Linked DNA regions of Mus musculus: all the other regions are linked to region 2. The links are chromatin loops, found by intact Hi-C in ENCODE. Cell type or tissue: heart. All regions are shown on one strand. Region 1 has its middle 69 kb from the start of Slc4a7. Region 2 holds the start of Il3ra (interleukin 3 receptor, alpha chain). Region 3 holds the start of Psmd6 (proteasome (prosome, macropain) 26S subunit, non-ATPase, 6).

What was found. A loop is a pair of places that touch in the nucleus more often than their neighbours do. Peaks named below come from ENCODE experiments on the same cell type or tissue, not always from the same donor. Only the 100,000 strongest peaks of a DNase experiment are listed, where the experiment ranks them.
Region 1: it touches region 2 in a loop (4-fold over the local background); 6 of 42 quality-filtered maps call a loop at or near these places.
Region 3: a loop joins it to region 2, with 3 times the contacts of the local background. A loop is called at or near these places in 12 of 42 quality-filtered maps.

What each region holds. Positions count from the first base shown.
Region 1 is chr14:14,632,854-14,635,353 of GRCm38, forward strand. No RefSeq gene overlaps it. Among named protein-coding and RNA genes, the nearest start is that of Slc4a7, 69 kb to the right of the region's middle. In heart, CTCF peaks have their summits at 566 and 1,358; a DNase peak (open chromatin) is centred at 478; H3K4me3 peaks cover 1,051 bases; H3K27ac peaks cover 788 bases.
Region 2 is chr14:14,344,077-14,346,576 of GRCm38, forward strand. Il3ra (interleukin 3 receptor, alpha chain) reads left to right here and starts at 2,419. Exons shown (of 12, transcript NM_008369.1): 1 at 2,419-2,436. In heart, a CTCF peak has its summit at 1,504 (motif pointing right); DNase peaks (open chromatin) are centred at 1,595 and 2,115; H3K4me3 peaks cover 1,375 bases; H3K27ac peaks cover 1,357 bases.
Region 3 is chr14:14,119,881-14,122,380 of GRCm38, forward strand. It overlaps Psmd6 (proteasome (prosome, macropain) 26S subunit, non-ATPase, 6), which reads right to left and starts at 1,065. Exons shown (of 8, transcript NM_025550.3): 1 at 859-1,065; 2 at 107-312. The coding sequence starts at 1,003. In heart, no CTCF peak of the experiment used is centred here; a DNase peak (open chromatin) is centred at 1,071; H3K4me3 peaks cover 1,249 bases; H3K27ac peaks cover 1,069 bases.

The DNA.
Region 1 (2,500 bases), 290 kb after region 2:
CTTTGGCATAAAAAAATGTAAATTCGAAGTTCAGGTCCTTTAAACTTTCGCGAAGCAGGGGTGGGGAGGGAGGTGGGGGGAGTGCTAAAATAAAAGTAATCCTTTTATCATTATAAGATCCAAGTAGCCAACAAAAGACCACACAGCCTGGAAAAAAAAAAAAAACCCCGCTTTAGATGAAAGGCCTCCACCTCCTCTTCTAAGGCATTCATCTAATTAAAATCACAATTAAGTCAAGGGGGCGAGAGCAGTGACTAAGACTCTAAAGCAGATGCGAAGCACTTTGACTCATACAGGATATGTTGGATTTTCTCGACATTTGGCAAAAGAAATTCGAGTCCTATCCACCCTTCTCTGACCCAGTAAACTCCCTCTCAGGGGCGGGGTGGCGAGGCTCTAAGGAGCCCACAGGTCCAGTGGTGCTGTCTACACATGAATTTTATAGTAAGGAAAACCTTGGAATCTCCCCGGCTCCGGCTTCTGAGTCATTCGTGGGTGTTTGTTTTTTGGGGCTCTGGCTTTGAGTCACCACCCTTCCTGCCGTTGCTCCTCTCAGTCGGGAGGGGGTGGGGGGTGCAATGAGTAAAAAGAAACAAATATCTGTGGCGTTTAGAAGTGGGACTTGGGCGTTGGTGGCTTGATTTTATACGTCCGCCTTTACTTTGAGATTCGCTCTTTCTTTGGTAAGTGTGTAAGATTTGAAAACTACAGCGGGAAAGAGGAAGAAGAGAGTTGAGAACGGCTGAGTCTTTTAAGGATGTGACCTAGGCAAGCGGAAAGAGTGGCCAAAGTAAAAATAGGTGGCTGTGGCTGGGGGGCTGGCAGGGCAGCCGAGTCCACAGTCCAAGCCCAACTGAGCCAGAAGCCTTCAGGGAGACCCGCAAAAGCTTTGAATTTCAGCCCAGTGGAATGTGGAGATTGAAATTTGAAACTGGGCCTTTTGTATGCAGCAGGAGACTGCCATTCCTAGCATAAATACATAGAAACATAATACAGCATAAATACAGGTGCCTGTACAGATACTTGGCTGAAATGTCTGGACCATGAAAACCAAGCCTGGGGCTTCTCAGCCTGACCACTGAGGAAGAAAAGAGTGTTACCTGCTCCCTCTCTCATTTATAGGAGAAAGCACCTCATCACCTCACTACAAAGAGGAAAACAGATAAACTTGGGGCTGTCTTCCTGGGGCATTGACATTTAAAAGTAAACAGAATCCATGTCTTGTTTTCTTGAGTTTGCTGTTTGTTTGTTTGTTTGTTTGTTTGTTTGTTTATATTCTCCGTGTATGGGTGTTTTGCCCAAATAGATGTCTAGTACAGAATGTGGAGAAACTGCTTCCTGTGGCCAGAAGGGGCGCTATATCCCCCTGGAACTGGAGTTACAGATAATTGACCCCCACCATGAGGATTCTGGGAAACAAACCTGGGTCCTCTGCAAGAACAAGAAGTGTTCTTAACTGCTGAGCTCTTTCTTGAGTCACACTGCCTTGTTTTTCAAGATAAGTATCTTAGGTTATTACAAATGAACTCCTGAACTAATTACTTTGTACACACATATATGTAAGAGACACTCAAGGCCTATTCCAAATCAACACACCTAATTGTGTCTTTGTGGCTAACAAACCTGTCTCTGGCTAACTTTATCTATCTGCTCTTTCCAGAATAATTCAGCTTGCATCTTACTTAATATTGAGTACACCTTCTCAGAAAGGGGACCAATGAGATAGTGTCAGATGTTATCACAGCAGCTCATTCTGCTCCTAAGTTCAATGTTTGGTATAGCTAAGAATCAAGCCTCTGGGGCGTGTCTCCCATGCTGGCTTGGTTCTTTAGCTATGAGCTACCTACCAAGTTGTACCAGACTCACATCACACCTCCTGCACAGCTGCCATGGAGCTTTTCAGGATAGACATTGATTATGAATCCTGTGGTCTCTTGCAAAAGCATAGTATTTGAAAGTGTGGTAGTCCTTTCTGTGCAGAAGAGGCCAGTTTCAGAGAAAAAAAGAAATGAGTTCATACCTCACAGATGAGATGACAAAGTGCTGCAAACTGGAGTTTATGTTTTTAAGTAAGGGCTGAGTGTGTATCTTAGTTGGTTAAATGCTTGCCTAGCATGTATGAAGTCTTCAGGTCAATCCCCAGCAGGCATGTTGACACATATCTGTAGACCCTGGACATAGGAGGACCAGAAGCCATCTTTCTACAAAGGGAGTTTGAAGCCACCCTAGGATTTATAAGACTTGGCCTCAAAAACTCAAATGGGGTTGAGAAGATAGCCCCAGGGTTAAGAGTACATGTGGCTCTTCTAGAGGACTTTATCACCCACCCAGACAGTTCATATGTGTCTATAATTCTAGCTCCAGGGGTTGCTCATTCTTCTGACATTCCCACATGTGACAGACACTGACACAGACATTCATACATACACATAAAGTAAAACAAATGTACAATCATTCCGTAATGTCTGGAGAGATCATAGATGGAATGTGCTTCCTGGGG
Region 2 (2,500 bases):
TTTACTGGCTGGTTTTGTGTCAACTTGACACAGCAGGAGTTATCACAGAGAACAGAGCTTCAGTTGAGGAAATGCCTCCATGAGATACAACTGTAAGGCATTTTCTCAATTAGTGATCAAGGGGGAAAGGCCCCTTGTGGGTGGGACCATCTCTGGGCTGGTAGTCTTGGTTCTATAAGAGAGCAGGCTGAGCAAGCCAGGGGAAACAAGCCAGTAAGGAACATCCCTCCATGACCTCTGCATCATTTTCTGCTTCCTGACCTGCTAGAGTTCCAGTCCTGACTTCCTTGGTGATGAACAGTAATGTGGAAGTGTAAGCTGAATAAACGCTTTCCTCCCCAACTTGTTTCTTGGTCATGATGTTTGTGCAGAACAGAAACCCCGACTGAGACACAATATCTTTTAAAATCCAAAGTACTTCCTTCAAGAGCAAAAAATACCAGGGCACAGTCACAATCAAAAGCAAAATTTAATCTCCAATTGTCCAGTGTCTGGGATCCAACTCACGATCTTCTGGGCTCCTCCAAGGGCTTAGGTCACTTCTTCAGCCTTGCCCTTCTAGGCTCCAGCCGCCTGTACTCCACTGCTGCTGGTCTTGGTGGTCATCTCATGGTCCTAGAATCTCCAAAACACTGCATGATCTCTTCAGTCCTGGGGCGTCTTTTGCAACTGAGGCTGCACCTCACCAATGGCCTTCCATGGCCTCTCATGGTGCCAAGGCTCAGCTGCTTTGCGTGACCACTTCATTCCTTCAAAACCAGTACCACCTGAGTGACTCTTACACATTACTAAGTCCAGGTTCAGCACGAGGTACAACCTTGGCTATTTCTGGAACACAACCTCTGTGCTTTCAGAAAACACTTCCCAGAAGATGTCACCTCAACGATGCTGGTCTCTTCTTAATCACTGCTAATTTCTTAGCTCCAGCTAACCAGCATCAATAGTCCCAGTAATGCAAAATTTTTGCTTTAGTAGTTCTGGTATCTTGTTAATCACAGCTGATTCTTCAGCCGCAGCTAACCAGAACCACAGAATCTTCATAATGGTCCTGAAAAGAGTAACAATGGTCCTGAAAAGAGTCTTTAACTTTCCCTCTGAAATTTCACAAGCCAGGCCTCCATCGTCTGCACTGTTCTCATCATTATCTAACATCCCACAGAGCTGTTAACACGGAATGCATCTTCTGGCCTGAAGCTCCAAAGTCTGTCCTGGTCCTCCCACACAACCAGGCTGTCACAGGCATAGTCGTCCCCACAGGGCCAGGCTGTCATGGGGATGAAGACCCCACTGTGCTGGTACCCGTCTGTCTTAGCGTCTGTCTTACCTGCTGAGCCACCGACCGTTCGTCCATCCAGCCTCTCCCTCTCCCCCTCCCCCCAACCCCACCCCACCCCACCCCACCTCACTCCACCCCAGGTTCATTTTTAAGGCAGAGCTGTGAGGATCAGCAAAGGGCTACTTTCAGCGGACGCACGCGTCGTCCTGCAGGGGGCACCAACCCCGGGACTCGGATCAGGAAAGGTCACGTGACGCGGTGGCCAGGATGGCGGCAACAGCAGCTTCACTGCAGCACAGGACAAATTCTGCGCCTCTGCCCCGCCCCCTGCGTCTCCGCTGCGCGCGCGCCCCCGCATTAACAAAAACGGAAACGGAAATAAGGCGGCCTGTGAGGCATCCCCGGCCTATCCTGACCCTGCGGTCACTATGGAGGGGGCGGTGTGCAAAGCTCTGTGCGCGTGGGCCGGGTGGGGCGGCCTCCTAAGCACAGCTGTGACGTCCGCTGTGAGCTCTGCTCTCACAGAGTGTGTGGGGGGGGGGGGGGATGAAGACAGGGCAGGGTCCGCTCACAAGTTAAGTTCCGTGGGTCTCAATGGGATGCCTTCAGGCATGAGGCAGAGCTGAGGCAGGAGGATGGCAGGTAGTGAACAACCGCTACAAAGCAGGGGTATGATGGCAGCTGTCAGTGACTGCGGGTGTGAGTGAGGCAGGGGGATTCCCGTGAGTAACGAAAGAGCTGAGGCAGGGGGATGACTGCGAGTACAGTTGCAACGGATGACAGGAGAGCGACTTCCTGTCTGCGGCAGGACGTCACGCCCGCTCGCCCGTGACTGACGGGAACGACTTCCAGTTTCATTTTTTTTTTTTAATAAACGAACGCGATGACGCGGCCGGCGTGGCCGTGGCCGCCCATCACCCGCAATCGCGGTCATCCTCCCGCCTCAGCTCCGTCCATCCCTCCCGCGTGACTCCCGAGGCCCCGCCCCGCCCCCACTATCTCAGGAAGTTGCTCAATCTCGGGACCATGGGCGCGGTCGGGGCGGGGCGGGGCCTCTGGGGTCACGGGCAGGGTCGCAGTCCTCTGCCCTGTAAGCAGTTCCGACCCCCAGACCCCCGAGGACAGGAACGGACGCCGCCAGCGCCGTGGGCGCCACTCAGGTCCGGTCCGCGGGGTGGGCGGGGGTGGGCGGGGTCAGGGGGCGGGGCCTCGGCGGTCATCCCC
Region 3 (2,500 bases), 220 kb before region 2:
TGCAGAGCGGGCAGGGCATCTCACTGACCCTGTCACCTACCCAGAGCGGGCAGGGCATCTCACTGACCCTGTCACCTACCCAGAGCGGGCAGGGCATCTCACTGACCTTGTCACCTATCTGACAGAGGTACTCTGCTTTTGCCATCATTGCATCTCGAATTTCACTTTCTCCCAGATTCTTCTCTGCATCCTCCAGCTCCTCATCCAAACGTTTCAACTCTTCTTCGTTTGCTTTCTTCATTTTACTCAGGAGATCCACGTCCATCTGCCAGTCGAGGGATTTACACAAGGCTTCATAATAAGGAGCCATATCTAAAAGCCACAAATCACGCATTATGAGGTATCCTGTTAGCTTCTGCTCGCTTTTCCCACCCCACCGAAGGTCAGCTAGCAGACGCCTCCCAACTATGGGCCTGGGTAGCACGGCTAAGGTTTGAAGCTGGGAGCCTGCTTGAGAGCCGATCTTAGCAGGTCTGATCGCGACTAAGGCCAAGGGGAAGGGAATCGAATCCTCAGTTTGCTCTGGTCGGCTCCTGTTCCAAAGGAGTCCTCATGTCAGGGAAAGGACACCGATTCGACTCGACTACTAGGGACAGAACCCTGACTGTCCCTTGGCCGGCAGCTAAACACCGACAGGCATCACTAAAGCCGCGGCGCCTTTGCCGGGAGTCCAGCCGCGACAAGCACCCGAGGCTTCCCTGGACGTCTCGCGGCGGGGAAGAACCCACTAAGGCAAGCAAGCCCCTCTCGGGTCCAGGAGGCCTCCCTAGGGGTCTCCATGAAGCCTCGACCGGAGACGCCCGCCAGGCACCCCGACCGCCCCGCCTAGGCCGCTGACTCGGCGCTCGCTGGCCTCACTGTTTTCCCGGACGGCCGCCATCAACTCCTCGCGCACCGCCGCGTCCCCGCGGTGCTCCGGCAGGCTAAGCAGAAACCGCAGCTGCGCGATGCGCAGGTCGGGGTTCTTGGGCAGTCCCTCTTCTTCTAGGTTTTCTAGCGGCATGGCTACAGCACAGGAGCCGGCTGACAGAACCAAGCACAGCCCTGGGCCACCAGCGGAAGCAGGAGGAGTCGTCACAGGTTCCCCAGAGCCGCCAGTCTGACTTCCGGTCGCGTCTCTGGCTCCGCCGCCCGCAGCGTCCCCTGCTGGACATCGGCGGGAGCACCTGGCGCTGTCCCCTTTTTCTTTAGGTCAGAGTTGGGCCCAACTTTCATTTCTTGAGTATCTTTTTTTCTTCCTTTTTATATAATATTTGCAACGGATAGGATCTGGAAATCCGCCAACAGTTTTAAAATATAACACAGATGAGAAAAACAATAAAAACAGTTTTCCAGGGACATCTTTGTTTCAATACTCTTGAACTAGGGAGAGATTCTTTTGGTCCAGATTGTAGACAAACAAACTGGAACATAGCGAGATTTGAAAAGTGGCCAGCTAAGGTTACACACCAGCTACATGACAAGGCCTGTGTAGAACCTATCTTCCTTACATTTAAAATCCACATTCTTCCCTATTCTAAGAAAAGAGTACCCCGTGTTTCCAATTATTAATTCAGTGATTTACATTATTTTTGTGTGCACATGTTGGAGGAGTCTTCAGAATGGGTAATGGTCTATAAATCCTACTGTGTGACACAATGAGAAATGTCCCACTGAGTTTCAATATTTGACCACATGGTCCCCATTGGTGGTGCTGTTTGGACACCTTAAGGAACCATAAAAAGGTGTAAACCCTGCTTTAGGCAGTCGCTCACTGGGGTAGGTTTGAGAATTTCTGACCTCACCCCATTTCCAATTCTTTCTATGTTCTCTCTGTGTGGTTGAAGATGTGATCTCCCAGGTTCTTGTTCCAGCCTGTTTCTATGCCCCTGCCACTACTAAGGACTCTCAGAAAGTGCAAACCAAATTAGACTCATGAGCTGCTTTGGTCATGGCGTTTTATCACAGCAAGAAAAAGTAACTAGTAAACCCACTGCACGGACTTTCTGTCCTTTGCTTTTGTTAGGCCCTGCAATTGTGATGACTGTAATCTGCTACCCCGAGAGAATCTCAACACAGAGACTTATCTTACCACAGAGACTTAAAGCCAGGATTTGCATCTCAGTTGTTGAATTCCTACTAGAAGTTTACCTTTGAACACAAGCTCAACTTCTACTGCAGTGGATCTTTTATGCTGGCCCAAAATTCTTCTGGGTTCTGAAATATGATGTCCCATGAAGGATGTGTGGATCCAGGTATCACACTCTATGTGATGGTTACCATATGTCTGACTTTTGGAACAGTACAACACAAGGATGTGCTAGAATTGGTGCTATTTTATGTTATCAGAATGTTATAACTTTGTATGGAAACTGATCATCAATCCTTTCAAGAAAGATTCTGTAGGAAGCATCCTAAGACATTCATGAATGGGTTTAGGGCAAGAGGAACTAGAGCTTTAAATCAAGCCCAGTATAGAGATATTTCAAGACTGGGTTCATACTATGCATGAAATACGAAT